2 separate regions of the Homo sapiens genome follow, and region 2 is linked to region 1. Evidence: chromatin loops called from intact Hi-C (ENCODE). Cell type or tissue: endothelial cell of umbilical vein. All regions are shown on one strand. Each heading gives the region's core, and the rest is flanking DNA. Links, peaks and the distances in the headings are about the cores only. Region 1 overlaps RERE (arginine-glutamic acid dipeptide repeats). Region 2 overlaps RERE (arginine-glutamic acid dipeptide repeats).

Evidence for each region. Hi-C counts contacts between places; a loop is a spot of excess contacts. Peaks named below come from ENCODE experiments on the same cell type or tissue, not always from the same donor. Only the 100,000 strongest peaks of a DNase experiment are listed, where the experiment ranks them.
Region 2: it touches region 1 in a loop (2.1-fold over the local background); 2 of 110 quality-filtered maps call a loop at or near these places.

Annotation. Positions count from the first base shown.
Region 1 is chr1:8,550,730-8,558,884 of GRCh38, reverse strand. It overlaps RERE (arginine-glutamic acid dipeptide repeats), which reads left to right. Exons shown (of 23, transcript NM_001042681.2): 5 at 1,362-1,467; 6 at 2,314-2,410. Among named protein-coding and RNA genes, the nearest start is that of SNORD128, 60 kb to the right of the region's middle. In endothelial cell of umbilical vein, for the core only: no CTCF peak of the experiment used is centred there; a DNase peak (open chromatin) is centred at 3,504.
Region 2 is chr1:8,483,304-8,491,458 of GRCh38, reverse strand. All of the region lies in intron 10 of RERE (arginine-glutamic acid dipeptide repeats), which reads left to right. Among named protein-coding and RNA genes, the nearest start is that of SNORD128, 7.5 kb to the left of the region's middle. In endothelial cell of umbilical vein, for the core only: no CTCF peak of the experiment used is centred there; no DNase peak of the experiment used is centred there.

The sequences.
Region 1 (8,155 bases), core at 1,642-5,641:
GGTGGAGGTTGCAGTGAGCCGAGATCACGCCACTGCACTCCAGCCTGGGCGACACAGTGAGGCTCCTTCTCAAAAAAAAAAAAAAGAAAAGGAAAAAAAAAAGAAATAACACATCTTCACATTTGAGTTCTGTTGAAACTTGTGGCAATTGTCATCTTTCTGATTCTTTAAATGGCTTTTAAGTGTTTTTTAGCAAAGGTTTTTTGGAACCTTCCTGGTGTTTTAGTGTTGGCTATATTTGTGACTTGCTCGTTAAAGCAGGAAGCATCTTCCTTCATTAATGAGGGCTCTTTTATCATATTTTAGGATTTAGGCATCCCCTTTATAAACATGAGGCATTTCTTGAATTTTAGCTCTCATTCATTACTGACCAACGGGCCTGTGATGAGAACGTAGAGGCTGCTGAAAGGCATGATACTGCATTCACCTTGGAGAAGCCTGTTAAGGCCGCACATGGGTTGGAAAAGTATTTTAGGAGGCCGCAGGGAACCTCAGTGCACTCCCTGTTGAGCTATTTCTTGACCAGCCACAGAGATGATCTTTTGCAAGCTGCAGCCCCATAACTTGCTAATGGAAGGGCAATATTTGATCCTTTATTCTCTGAACAAACTGGGAACAAAATTAACTTTTAGGGATAACATAGTGCAGTGTCCTACAAACATTTACAGGATCATTTATGTGATAATCATAAAATTCTTCATTATTCACAAATAATTTTATACAAGATGTTCTATTATCTGGAGATTCGGAAATAAATGAGATGAGGTCTCTGGACTCATAGTACCTTCATCACCACCCATTCTTCGCTATATTCATTTGGCACTTAACAATAACTGTGGCTAAACAGTGGAAGGAGAATCTGATTTAGTCTGGGTAATAGGCAAACCTTGGAGAAGAGATTATTTTGTGCCAGGCCTTGTGGGGTAAGTTCTTTCTAGCCTTATTGCCCTTAATGAGCCTTGACAGTCAGCTAACACTGACTCTAAATATTTACCAAAATGATTAAAGATTAAAATAGAAGGATATATTAATGTAGTATTGTATAGTTAATGTTAAATAAAAATGTAATTTTGAATGGATTAGTTAAACTGGGGAGATAAACAGATTCAAGACTGGTCTCCTTTTGTTTCCTGAAATAAGCAGTTTAGAGGGGTAAGGTGAGAGGGATCTATTGATGGGTGTTTTTAAAAAACAAAACTTGACCTCATAACTGACTTATGTATTGTTGTGGTCCTGATGGTAATTGTGTCTCTCCCTATCTACGTGTCCACCCGTTTACAGGGGCTTTTGGTCATGGGTATGATATGCACTTGTGGCCACCTGAAATCCTGTTCCTAATGCTGTTAGATTTTCCTTTTCAGAGTAAGAGGGACCATCTCCTCATGAACGTCAAATGGTACTACCGTCAATCTGAGGTTCCAGATTCTGTGTATCAGCATTTGGTTCAGGATCGACATAATGAAAATGGTAAATATGTCCTTGTGGTTTGATTTGTGTGTTTCTTAGCTTTGGGCAAAGTTCTTTCTAAAGACATTTCATTAAATGAAGATAACTTTTTGAAAAATGGATTTTGGAGTGTTGGTAGGCCTTATGCTTGATGATTCACATTGGCTACCAGTTAGTCACGTGAGGTGGGTCTGTCCCTCTCTAGTTCCAGATGAGGAAACTGAGGTTGAGAGATGCTAAGGACGTTGCTGGGGCCATGCATTGTCTAAGTGGCAGTGCTGGCGCTGGCATCAAACTTTGCCTGGCCCTGATCCTGCTCCACTTTTCTCACAGTCAACAAACCAATGAAAAACAGCTTGGAAGAATGATGTTCTTTTTTTATCTTTCTGTTTTTTTTTTTTCCTTCTTTGAAACTATAAAAAAACCTCTGTTAAAGCGTGTAAATTATAGTTCCTTGTTAAAAATATTCTTATCAATGGAAACTGTGTAAGTTCACTCCATTTTGTAATATTTAGCAAGAAAAATAAGACAGGATCACTAAGTATTTTGGTAGTTGAAGGAGGTGCTAGGATAAGATAGTTGTTTTTCTTCTTTTTCCATTTGTGCTTAATCCATTTTGGCAAAATATAGGGTCTTACTAAGGGGTATAAAACATAGCCAAGAAGATACTTTGTTGACAAAAACTGTACATTCTGTTATTGTTATTCTTGCAATTTATGATTCCTCTTCTCTATTTTGCATACTTAACGATGCTAACCAGGCCCGGTTATTTAGTGGGTGGTAAACGTGAAAGAAAAGTTTTACAAATTTTTTTTACTTGTTTTGGGAAACTCAGTTTTAATGTCGTCTTAATTAATTTTTTGACAGACTCTGGAAGAGAACTTGTCATTACAGACCCAGTTATCAAGAACCGAGAGCTCTTCATTTCTGATTACGTTGACACTTACCATGCTGCTGCCCTTAGGTAAGTACTGGAGACGTGCTCTTCCATGTGAAGGAGGAGTCACTGAGTGCAGGAGGTGGAGAGTAATTTCTCCTGATCTTTTAGTAGTCACTGTATTAATCAGACTCCTCTTTTGGCCTCAGTGAACATGCCAGTGTCCGCTCTGGATTGTTGAGATTGCAGAGGTTCTCCGTGTCTTCACTAATCTAGCTTTACTTCTCTCTCTCTTTTTTTTTTTTGATAATTTACTTTTTAATGCTGTTTCTATATTATTGTATCTTCATTTCCTTGGAAATTATTATCCTGGTATTGTTTGCTGAAGTATGTGGGTGAAATGTTCCGATGGGCCAGGTGTGGTGGCTCACATCTGTAATCCTGGCATTTTGGGAAGCTGAGGTGGGAAAAAGTGTTCTGATGGTCTGCAGTTTACTTTCTAAAGATTTAATTCCTGCCACTAGAAAAGACAGAGAAATGGATGAAGCAGATATGGCAGCGTGTAATTACTTGAGAACCCAGGCAAAATTTATAGAGATTTTCATTGAACTATTCTTCCATTTTCTGTATGTCTGAAAAATTTCCTACTATACAGCTTCATTGGCAGGGGGAGGAGATGGGTAGAAAGATATTGAAGATTTCATTCTGAGGCAGAAGGTAACATTCCAGCCAGTCATAATGTCTTCAGAAATTATGTCAAAAAAATGACCATGACATTTGCATCTTTGGGTATTTTCTGTCTCTTTCAAGAAAAGGATGCCCATAATGGCTCATTTTGTGTGTGTATGGCTGACTTTGTGCCTTTTAAGTGGTATAGGAAGTAAGACTACTGATATTCTTAAAACCCTTTCCTCACTGGAAATAAAGTGGTGAAAGACTACTTTTTTTTTGTTAAGTACTGTAATATGGTTTTAACAAAATACTAGGATTTTGGTAGCTTTTATCTTAAAACTACAATGAGTTACAATAATTTCTCCATTCTGATGCTCAGATGGTATTCAGGAAAACCACCTGGAGTCTTTTTTGCAAAGCTACATAGCTAAAGTCAGTTATTTCAAGGTAAATTAGTAGCAACTTTAGGGCAGGCTTTGGCAAGCTTTTCGGGTCAGCTGATGTTTCACATGGTATCTGTTGCAGTGACTCAGCTCAGCCATTGTGGCATAAAAGCAATAGACAACATGGAAATAAATGAAGTGGCTGGGCTGCAGTAAAACTTGATGGATATTGAAATTTGAGTTTCATTTAATTTTCATGTGTCAGGAAATATTCTTCTTTTGCTTTCTTTTTCAGCCATTTAAAAATGGGAAAACTCTTCTCTCAGGCCACAGGAAGCAGGCGGTGTGCCAGATATGGCTTTTCTGGCCATAGTTTGCCAACTCTGCTGTGGGGTATGGCATGGATGTAGTTAGGTTTGACTTCTTACAGGAATTTAGATGAATTTAGAGAGTTTCTCAGTGTTTTATAAACTTCTTGTGAACTTCCACAAGCTTTGTGTGACTTTTAAGATTGGCTTTCCAAGCTTAAGCTCACTTGCTGAACAAAGGAAGTTAATGCAGGGTTGATTATATTGATGGAACAGTTAAATTGTTACCTGGGACCAGTGACTTAATCCTGGAATATTGTTAGCTGGGACCAGTGACTTAATCCTGGAATATTGTTAGCTGGGACTGGTGACTTAATCCTGGAATATTGTTAGCTGGGACCGGTGACTTAATCCTGGAATATTGTTACCTGGGACCGGTGACTTAATCCTGGAATATTGTTAGCTGGGACCGATGACTTAATCCTGGAATATTTCTTGTCTTTTTTTTTTTTTTTTTTTTGAGACAGGATCTCGCTCTGTTGTCCAGCCTGGAGTGCAGTGGTGAGATTATGGCTCACTGCAGCCTCAAACTCCTGGGCTCAGGCAATCCTACCTCCCCAAGTAGCTGGGACTACAGGTGTGCACCACCACACCTGGCTAATTTTTGTATTTTTCATAGAGATGAGCTTTTACCATCTTGCCCAGGCTGGTCTTGAACTCCTAAACTTAAGCAATCCACCCACTTTGACCTCCCAAAGTGCTGGGATTGCAAGTGTGAACCACCGCACTCAGCCAAATCCTGGAATACTTCTTACACTGGTTTGCATACTCTTTCCTTCCTGTTTCCGTCTTGTCTCACGGGTTGAGGGAAAAGATTTTAATCGATTTAGAGTTTCAGTTGAACAAATATGTGAGATATGTAACTGTATTCAACATGTTTTGACATAAATGCTTAAAATCAACATATTTGAGTACTTATCATTGGTATTGAGATTTGTAGAATCTTTTTTTCTGAGACGGGGTGTTGCTCTGTCACCCAGGCTGGAGCTCAGTGGCTTGATCTTGGCTCACTTTACTGCAACCTCCGCCTCCTGGGTTCAAGTGATTCATTCTCCTACCTCAGTCTCCCGAGTAGCTGGGACTACAGGCATGTGCCACGATGCCCAGCTAATTTTTGTATTTTTAGTAGAGACAGGGTTTCACCATCTTGGCCAGGCTGGTCTTGAACTCCTGACCTCAAGTGATCACCCACCTCAGCCTCCCAAAGTGCTGGGATTACAGGCATGAGCCACCACGTCTGGCCCATTTTTATCTTTAGCATTTTTAGAAGAACAAGTTATCCTAAATAATTCCATCTGATTTCCATGAATTTACTGTAGCTAAGTTTACAATCAGATGTTTCTTGGAGATGTGTAAATGTGTAAGTCACTGTCCTTTCACTGGCCACCACAGCTGGAGTGCTACAGTGGTAATACTTTATCTTCTTTTCACTGGGTATATAATTATAATCCTCATTAATTAGTTTTTTTTTCTCCTGTGGTGTTTTCTTTAAAGTGGTCATAAAAAGTGGTAGCTGCTTTATAAAACTTTTACCTTGAATTTGATTTTGTAAGTGTCAAATACAACATCCTTTTGTGACTTGGATTTTTTTCAAAGACATCAGATGACAGGTGGTTGTTTGGTCACTGAACAAGCTGGCCTAATGGTGCAGTGTCGCGTGAGTGTGTGGATGTGCTGATCCAGTGGTGCAGTGTCACGTGTGTGTGGACACGCTGGCTTTGTGGTGCAGTGTCTCGTGCATGTGGACGCGCTGGCCTAATGGTGCAATTTTACGTGTGTGTGTGGATGTGCTGGCCTAGTGGTGCAATTTTGCATGAGTGTGTGGACGTGCCGGCCTAGTAGTGTAGTGTCACGTGTGTGTGGACGCACTGGCTTAATGGTGCAGTGTCTCATATGCATGTGGACATGCTGGCCTAATGGTGCAATTTTGCACGTGTGTGTGGACGCACTGGCCTAGTGGTGTGTCGCACACGCATGTGTGGATGCACTGGCCTACTTGTGTGGTGTCACGATTGTTTGTGGATGTACTGGCCTAGTGGTGCTGTGTTGCACGCGTATATGTGGACACACTGGCCTACTGGTGTGTCACGTGTGTGTGGACATGCTGGCCTAGTGGTGCAGTGTTGCACACATGTGTGTGGACGAGCTGGCCTACTGGTGTGGTGTCATGAGTGTTTGTGGACTTGCTGGCCTAGTGGTGTGGTGTCACGTGTGTGTGAACGCACTGGCCTAGTGGTGCAGTTTTGTGTGTGTGTGGACGTGCTGGCCCAGTGGTGCAGGGTCACACGTGTGTGTGGACGCACTTCCCTAATGGTGCAGGGTCGCGTTGCTGTCACTTAGTGATCCGGCCTCGCTCTTGGCAGCAGCGCTCACTGTGAAAGAAGCTTTGCCTGTCCCATTACTCCCATAAAACAGAATGGGATGGCAGTGCCCCCCAGCAGTCTCTGTTTGTTCTCTTTCTCTTCACGAAGGTAGATTAGCTTAAAAAATGTTTGGGGTGTATTTGGTGGGGGATGGTTAAAGTTAAGCTTTACCTTTTTTTTCCAATTTTCTTCTCATAGTTTATTCACAGAAATAATTTATTCTTTCTCCATAGTTATAAACCAGTACTACTAAAAATAAATTCAATTTTGAGAGAGATACAAATAAAATAGTCTGTGGGCACATGAAAAGGGATCAAACAAATGTAATGAAAAAAACCATGGGGAACAAAAAAGAAAAAAGAAAAAGACTGATCATGTTAGTGCTTAGCACCATTCTTCTTGAAGATCAAAGGGCTCGGTTGTGTGGTTTCATCCGGTCACAGTAACTCTGAGGGGGCTCTTGCCATTCCATTCACTCAGGAGGAAACTGATGTATAAGGTTTGCTTTCAAGCTGGTGCTAGAGTTGGGTTATAAAGGAGGAGAGAGAGCTTTATCCTTTAGCCATGGTGAATCAAAAGGAAAACAAAATGCCCTGTAGTTTCTTTGTAAATTGTGAGATTATAGCTTTTTCCTACCAGAGTTTCTTCCTATAAGAAAATCTGAGCCCTTCGCAGTTGTAGAAATGTGTGTTGAAGTTCAGCATTACTGCATTGCTGTTAGTTTTGAATTCTTGACCTTAGCTATCCCTTATCTCTACCTTTCAAGGTAAGTTTCTACAGCTGCTGATCTTATTTCATCACACTTTATCCATAACCACCATAGAGTAAAGTTAGCATTTTGAATATTTTTTGAGTTCTGTTTATTCCCGGGTAAGAATTTTTGGCTGGCATTGTGGTATAATAGACTGAAGTTAGAGGACTTGTGTTTGAGTCCTGGCTCTGCTGTAGCCTTGTGGCCAGTGTCACGTTTTTTAACGTTTGAGCTAACCTTTGACAAACTTGTTCAAGGTCACATGACTAATGACAGAATCCTGAACCAAACACACACATCTGGTTCCACATCCAGTATGGTAAGGAGTGTGAAAGTCCCTCAAAGAGCATCTCAGGCCCTAGTAACATGTGTAGTACACTCCATAGCTCATTGAATTTCTGCTGAGTTCTTAAAAGTATAAGTGGAAGAAAAGAAAAAGTGAAATTAAGTGTAATTTTGTACTGAGTTAATGATGGTGTAATCACTCAGCATACACTTATTTTACTATTTCTCTGTGGCCTGTTGGCGGAGGAGGGATTAGATATTTAGATTCCTTCAGGTATATGGAGAAGAGTTCAGCTTAGGGAGCTATCTCAACACACTCCAAGAACGAGCAGATAAACTTGTAACTTGTAATTTGTTTTCTGTGCTACTTTTTCTCCCCTAAGGATAATGTTTTATTAAGGATCCAAGGATCTGGAGTGATTGCTTTGTGATTGGACTGAGGACATGTGACCTGGGGAACATTCTTGGGTTTATTGTGTACTCGCATCAGTGCATTCTCCAGTATTGATTGTGGAGGGCAGCACAGGAGATCGTAAGTGTCTTGCTGACTGAGGACTGTTTTCCAGCTTTCTGATTACCTGCTTCCTATTTGGAGGAGTCACTTGGGGAAAGAAATATCCTACTGCAGGTCAGGTTATAGGCTGTCATTTTACCCAGGGGCTCCTATTATAGGAAGATGCTTTAGGATGAATTTTCTGGAAGACCAGGGCCAAGGAGCCCTAAATTAGCTGTTTGAGGCTTCCAGTCTGTTTCTTTTCATTATAAATTAATTTATCTCCCTACTTTGTTATGAGCAACTAGGTTCATGTATATGTTTAGGGCTTGAAACAGATTAGTCACATCTGTGGACAGTTTCCCAACCATTCCTTAAAACATTTAAAAATCCTTTAGTGGCCGGGCACGGTGGCTCACGCCTGTAATCCCAGCACTTTGGGAGGCCAAGGTGGGCAGATCACCTGAGGTCAGGAGTTCAAGACCAGCCTGGCCAACATGGCAAAACCCCGTCTCTA
Region 2 (8,155 bases), core at 2,300-6,299, 68 kb after region 1:
TGTTTTGTTTTTTGTTTTTGTTTTGAGATGGAGTTTTGCTCTTGTTGCCCAGGCTGGAGTGCAATGGCGCAATCTTGGCTCACCACAACCTCCCAGGTTCAAGCGATTCTCCTGCCTCAGCCTTCCGAGTAGCTGGGATTGCAGGCATGTGCCACCAAACCCGGCTAATTTTGTATTTTTAGTAGAGACAGGGTTTCGCCATGTTGGTCAGGCTGGTCTCGAACTCCCGATCTCAGGTGATTCACCTGCCTTGGCCTCCCAAAGTTCTGGGATTACAGGCGTGAGCCACTGCGCCTGGCCCAGCTGGTTATTTTTACTTGCAGAGATGATGTCTCACAATGTTGCCCAGAGCTATCAGTTCTTTATGACAATTATGTGGACCTATTTTTGAATCTAAGCTCTTAGATTACTTATTTTTATTCTGTTTTTTCTTCATTATTAACAAAAGAGATTGCTAGTGTGTAATTTTTGAAACAACTTATTGAGGTAAGATTTATGTATAATAAACTGCTCTGTTTCAAAGTAAAAAATTTGAGGGTTTTCAGATATATAAATCTGTGAAACTACTTATAAATCTGTGAAACTACTATAATGTCAAGATACAAAACATTTCCAACACCCCCAAAAGTTGCCTCATGGCCTCTTATAATCATTTTCTGCTTCCAGCCTCAGATAGCCATTGAAGTATCGTGTTTTCAATGTTTTTTTTATTTTTTTAAAATCATTTTGGAGTAGTTTGCATTTCGCGGAATGTTACAGGAATGGAATCATATTGTGTGACTTCTTTGGGCATAAGGATTTTGAGAGCCAGTTGTGTTTCATGTATCGATAGTTCATCCCCTTTTTATTGATAAGTATTCCCTTGTATGGATATGCATATTCACAATTTTTTCATATTCTTTAACCTTGTTAAACAACATTCTGGTTGTTTATAAGCTTTTGGCCATTATAAATAAAAGTTTTTTCAACATTGTTGTATGAGTCTTTATGTTGACATTTATCTTCAGTTCTCTCAGGTAAATACTTGGAGTGGCAGGATTGTTTGTACGTAGGAAGCTCTCTCAGAAACTGTCAAACAGGTTTCTTTTCTTTTCTTTTCTTTTTTTTTTTTTTTTGAGATGTTGCCCAGGCTGGAGTGCAGTGGTGCGATCTCGGCTCACTGCAACCTCCTCCTCCCAGGTTTAAGCAGTTCTCCTGCCTCAGCCTCCTGAGTAGCTACAGGCATGTGCCACCACGTCCAGCTAATTTTTTTGTATTTTTCGTAGAGACAGGATTTCACCACGTTGGCCAGGATGGTCTTGACCTCTTGACCTCGTGATCCGCCCGCCTTGGCCTCCCAAAGTGCTGGGATTACAGGCGTGAGCCACTGCGCCTGTTCTGTCAAACAGGTTTTTTTTTTTTTTTTGAGACAGAGTCTCGCTCTGTCGCCCAGGCTAGAGTGCAGTGAGTGGTGCGATCTACGCTTACTGCGAGCTCTGCCTCCCGGGTTCACGCCATTCTTCTGCCTCAGCCTCCCGAGTAGCTGGGACTACAGGCACTCGCCACCACGCCTGGCTAATTTTTTGTATTTTTAGTAGAGATGGGGTTTCACTGTGTTAGCCAGGATGATCTCGATCTCCTGACCTCGTGATCCTCCCACCTGGGCCTCCCGAAGTGCTGAGATTACAGGCGTGAGCCACTGCGCCCGGCCTACAGGTTTCTAAAGTGGTTCCAATTTAGATTCCCATCAGTAGTGTGTTATAATTTTACGTCTTTAGCATCTTCACCAAGACTTGGTGTTGTCAGTTATTTTTTTTTAAATTTTATCCATTTTAATGGATGTGTAGTCTGGTATCTCATTGAGGTTTTATTGGAATTTCCTAATTTAATAGGGTTGAGCATCTTTTCCTGTTTTATTGCCCATTTGTTTATCTTTTTTTGTGAAGCCTCTGTTCAAATAGTTTGTTTACTTAAAAAAATTTGTTTTACAATTTAGTTATAAGGATTGTTTGTTAATATTTCAGGTAGAAGTCCTTTGATATATGTATTGGGAATTATTTGTCCCATACCATGACTTTTTTTCATTCTTTTAAAAAAATTTTTTTTTCCTTTTTCTTTTTTTTTTTAAGTCTCACTTTGTCACCAAGGCTGGAGTACAGTAGAGTGATTATAGCTCACTGTAACCTCAAACTCCTGAGCTCAAGCAATCCTCCTGCCTCAACCTCCTGAGTACCTGGGACTACAGGCTACTACACCTGTCTAATTTTTTTTAGAGTTTTTGTTTGTTTGTTTGTTTCTTCTAGTGACAGGGCCTCACTATGTTTCCCAGGCTGGTCTAGAATGCCTGGCCTCAAGTGATCTTCCCACTTCAGCTTCCCAAAATGCCGGGATTAAGACATGAGCCACCGCACCTGGCCTGACTTTTTTTCCTTAATGTTGACTTTAATATATAGTTATGCTGAAGCTTAATAAGTCATTATTTTCCTTTTATGGTACTATCTCTGATTACTCCAAGATTACAAAGATTGTTTCTGTGCTTTATTCTAGAAGTTTTACTTCTTACATTTAGGTCTTTGATTCATTTTGAATTGTGATGCGTTAATTATGGAGTGAAAATTGATTTTCTTCCACACAGATACCTGTTGTTTGAACAATATTGGTTGGAAAAACTTTTCTCATTTGACTGCCTTGACATTGTTATTGAAAATCAGCTGCTTTTTTATGTTTGGATCTTTTTCTGGATTCTATTCTGTCTCATTGATCGTTATTAGGGCCTCTGTGTTTTGAATACTGTAGCTATATAGGAAGTCTTGACCTCAGGGGTGTCTTTCTGCTTTAAATGTGATTTTAAAGATTGCTTTGGCTATTTGAGGTAATTTCCATTTCCATGTAAATTTTAGAATCAGCCTTCCAGTTTCTAATTTTTAAAAAGTCTTGCAGGCGCAGTGGCTCACACCTATAATCCCAGCACTTTGGGAGGCCGAGGTGAGCGGATCGCCTGAGGTCAGGAGTTTGAGACCAGCCTGGCCAACATGGTGAAACCTCGTCTCTACTAAAAATATAAAAATTAGCCGGGCATGGTGGCACGTGCGTGTAATCTCAGCTATTCAGGAGGCTGAGGCAGGAGAATCACTTGAACCCGGGAGGCGGAGGTTACAGTCAGCCGAAACCGTGCCATTGCATTCTAGCCTGGGCAACAAGAGTGAAACTCTGTCTCAAAAAAATAATAATAATAAAAAATAAAAAGTCTGATGGAATTTTAATTGGGATTCTATTGAATTTATGGATCAGTTTGGGAAATACTGACATCCTAACAATATTGGATCTTCTAATCCATAAATACGATATTTCTCTATTTTTAAAGAAGTTGTCTTTGATTTTTTTTTTTTTTTTGATTAAAAAAAATTTAAAGAGGTCTTGCTATGTTGTTCAGTCTGGGCTTGAAGTCCTTGGCTCACGTGATCTCCTGCTTCAGCCTCCTGAGTAGCTGGGACTACAAGTGCATGCCACCATGCCCCGCTTTCTTTTACTTCTTACAATAAGATTTTTTGGGAATACAGATCTTACAACATTTTGTTAAATTTACTCCTAAGTATTTCCTGTTTGAGGATTCTGTTGTAACTAAAATTTTAATTTCTAAATGGTCTTCGATAGCATAGAAACACAATCAGTTTTTATATGTTGGCTTTTTTTGGTCCTGCTAAACATGTCGTGTGCAAATATAGTTTTACCTCTTCCTTTATGATCTATGTGTTTTATTTCTTTTTTGTGCTTTATTGCACTTCCTTGAACCTCTGCTATAATACTGAATAGAAGTGATGAGAGTGGACATTATCTTTCTAATCTTAGAAAGTTTTCAGTCATTTACTATTAAGTACAATGCAGTTTTTGTTGTATTTGTTTGTTTTGAGAAAGGGTCTATTGCCCAGGCTGGAGTGCAGTGTAGCAATCTTGAATCACTGCAGCCTTGACCTCCCAGACTCAAGTAATCCTCCTGTCTGAGCCTCCCAAGTAGCTAAGACTACAGGGTACACCATCATGCCCAGCTAATTGTAAAATTTTTTGTAGTGACGGGGTCTCACTATGTTGCCCAGCCTGGTCTCGAACTCCTGGGCCCAAGTGATCCTCCTCAGCTTCCCCAAATGCTGAGATTATAGGTGTAAGCCACTGCACCTGGCCTTTCTTTGTTTTTTTAATCAAGTTAGAATGATCTCTTATATATCCAGGTTGTTGAGTTTTTATTGTGAATGGGCATTGAATTTTGTCAGTTGCTTTGTTTTTCCTTCTGCATCTAATGAGATTATTATATGATTGTTATTCTTTATTTTGTTAATATAGTGAATTACATTGATTTCAAATATGAAGGAACTGTTTGTTCCTAGGATGAATCCTGCTTGGTCACTACGTACTATTGGATTCAATTTGCTAATAATTTGTTAAGGAATTTTACATTTGTGATCATGAGAGATACTGAGTTGTAGTCTTCCTTCTTTGTAATAAGGAGTTTGGTAATAAGAACTTTGGTTTTCATATCAGAGTAATACTCCCTCAAAAAATTAGTTGGGAAATCGTTCTTCCTGTTCTGTTTTCTTAAGATGTTTATGAAAGATTGATATTACTTTCTACATCAAATGTTTGCCAGAATTCACAGTTTAGCCATCTAAATTTTTTTATATAGAAAGTGCTTTTTTTCTTTTCTTTCTTTTCTTTTTTTTTTTTTTTTTAAGATGGACTCCACGTTGCCAAGGCTGGTAATTTGTTTCCTCTTGATCAATATAAAGACGTTTCAACATTATTGATCTCTTTAGAGTTTGGTTTTATTATTTTTTCCCGTTTGTTTTATATTTCATTGGTTTCTGTTCGTTATTAATTTTTTTCTACCTATTTGGGGTTTAATTTGATCATTTTCCTCCTAGCTTTCTAAAGTGGGATGTTAAATAGCTGATTTTACCACAAATTTTGATTTGTTGTGATCTATTATTCTGTTCAAAAATGTTTTGAATTTTTTGGTGATTTCTTTGACCCATGAATTATTTAGTACTAAATTCCTTAATTTCCAGATACTTGGGGCTTCTCTAAGTTTTATTTTTTGGAATGTTATTGATTTCTAATTTAATTTAATTCAGTGGTCAAAGAGTACTCAGTAACATTTCAGTATTTTGAAATCTTTTGAGCCTTGTTTCTTGGCTGAGCATGTGATGTGTCTTGGTTCATGTTTCATGTGTACTTGCCATCAACTTGCTCTCTGTAGTTACTGGGTGTGCTGTTATGCAGTGTCAGTGGTTGACGTTAGTATTCATATCTTCTCTTATACTAATTTTTTTTATCACCTAGTTGTATGTTACTGAGAGACATGTATGAAAGTCTTCAATAGTGATTGTAGGCCAGGCGCGGTGGCTTACGCCTGTAATTCCAGCACTTTGGGAGGCCGAGGTGGGCGGGTCACAAGGTCAAGAGATCGAGAACATCCTGGCCAATGTGGTGAAACCCCGTCTCTACTAAAAATAGAAAAATTAGCCGGGTGTGGTGGCGCACACCTGTAGTCCCAGCTACTCAGGGAGCCTGAGGCAGGAGAATTGCTTGAATCTGGGAGGCGGAGATTGCAGTGAGCCAAGATCGCGCCACTGCACTCCAGCCTGCCAATAGAGCGAGACTCCATCTCCAAAAAAAAAAAAAAAAAAAAGTGATTGTAGAGTTGGTTGTTTCTCCTTTTGATTCTGTTAATTTTTGCTTCATATATTTGAAGTTGGTTATTAGACACATGAACACTTAAAATATTTGTGTCTTTCTCTGTCTTTTGACCCTTTTACCTTTCTGCTGTAACCTTTTTTGTGTCTACTAATATTCTTTGTCTTGAAGTCTGTTTTGTCTAATGTTAATACAGCCACTCTAGTTTTCTTATGCTTGTTGTCTGCATGGTACATCTCTTTACAACTTCTTACTTTGAATCTTGTTTTTTCTTTGTATTTAAGGTAACATCTCCTGTATTCTTTAGTTGTTTCATGCCTTTTTATCTAGTTTGGCAAGCTCTGCCTTTTGTTTGGAGTGTTGAGTCTGTTTTAATTTAATGAAGATGGTTTTCAGGTTATATAAAACTTTAGCCGTATGTCTTTTTTTTGAGACAGAGTTTCGCTGTTGTTCCCCAGGCTGGAGTGCGATGGCACGATCTCGGCTCACCACAACCTCCGCCTCCCAGGTTCAAGTGATTCTCCTGCCTCAGCCTCCCAAGTAGCTAGGATTACAGACATGCGGCACCACGTCCAGTGAATTTTGTATTCTTAGTAGAGACGGGGTTTCTCCATATTGGTCAGGCTGGTCTTGAACTCCCTACATCAGGTGATCTGCCCACCTTGGCTTCCCAAAGTGCTGGGGTTACAGGAGTAAGCCACCGGATCCGGCCCACATTCTTAATAGTAGAGGCCTCATTGAAGAATCACAGAGGTAGTTAATAAATATCTTATTTTCATGGCCACATGACTTGCTACTTTTGGTCCAATAGTGAACTGGCAGATAGTTCAGGACAGTTGTTCTTTGTTTGTTCATTTATGTTAACATGCATTTCTTATCTTTTCATACATAAGAAACAGCTTTGTACCGCTGTAGAGGAAGAAGATGTAATAAACATGTTGGTCTCTCTCATTAGGAAAAGAGGGATTTCTTAGTAACATTGGGCGTATTCCTTTTTGTATGTAGCAATGATATGTTTTATTTTAATATTTCAAATGTGAACACCTATAAATGTAAAATTGTTTTATTTGGCTGGGCACAGTGGCTCACACCTGTAATCCCAGCACATTGGGAGGCCAAGGTGGGTGGATCACCTGAGGCTGGGAGTTCCATACCAGCCTGGCTAACATAGTGAAACCTCATCTCTACTAAAATTACAAAAATTAGCTGGACGTGATGGTGGCGCCTGTAATCCCAGCTACTTGGGAGGCTGAGGCAGGAGAATGGTGTGGCCTGGAGGCAGAGCTTGCAGTGAGCCGAGATGGCGCTACTGCACTCCAGCCTGGGCGACAGAGCGAGACTCCATCTCAAAAAAAAAAAAAAAGTTTTATTTGTATTTTTATATATTAAATATAAGCTTATGTTAAATATGAAGAAGTAATGGTGTTTCCCCAGAAAGATCTTGTGTGGAAATATTTCTGTGTGTGTTTCCTCATACAGTGTTTGCATTAGGCTCATCTGAACACTTGCAGCTGACATATAATTTGTAAACATCATGCTATATAACATGGAGATGATCTGTCTTATCCTAATGGGGTTAATTTAGCCACCTTTGAGTGCTTACATTTATTTGGCTATTTACAAAATAGACCTTTATATTCCTACTTAGAAACTGCAGAAAAGCCCCATCATTTGAGACTAAGGTTTTCTAGAATATATCTTGCCAACTTATTTTTACTAAACTGATATTGGATTTCCTTCTTTGGGCTCAGGTATCTTTCCTGGTTTCTAATACAATTCAAATTATTTTGCTTTTTCTTTCTCAGTAATTTATTGCCATTTTCTCACCAACACTAAACATAACTATATATTCACTGTGTGTAAGTAAAATTTATAATCATGCAACAAAGATTTCACCTCCGCCTGGACAGTTTTATTCCCTGAGATACGGGTGGCTTTTAGACGTTTGGATTAAGCTCTTTATGTATTCAAGAGAGTACATGTTTGTTTGCTTATTTATTTATGCACACCCACATCTCCTTCAGCAAAGAATTCAAGGCTCCCAGTGGCTTCATAGTTTTTCATCTCTGGTCTATAAATATCACTATTTGTTAACTGTTGAGTATTAATTATTTGTGTTTTCTAACCCTAGTCTGATGCCTGACACATGGTAGAGAGATACTAAATGGTTGTTGAATGATTGAATAGATAAATCAAGTTCAAGTTCATATCACACTTGATCATCCAGAAATTGATGTTAGGAAGTTGGCATAGCAGAATATGCAGATAACCCTATTCTAAGGATCATTTTCATTTCTCTTTTATTCTAAAAAATTAAGTCCATAGAATTTTTGTCAGATTTTTTGTTTGTTCATTATAAATGGCCTTCACTAAAGTATCTGGACCTGGATTAGCTTTGCAGTGCTTATGACTTGAATGTGGAATATTTCTCAGCTCCCAAATAAGGCATTGCCGGGAGGCCCTTTCATAAGTTTTCCCTAAGCATGTG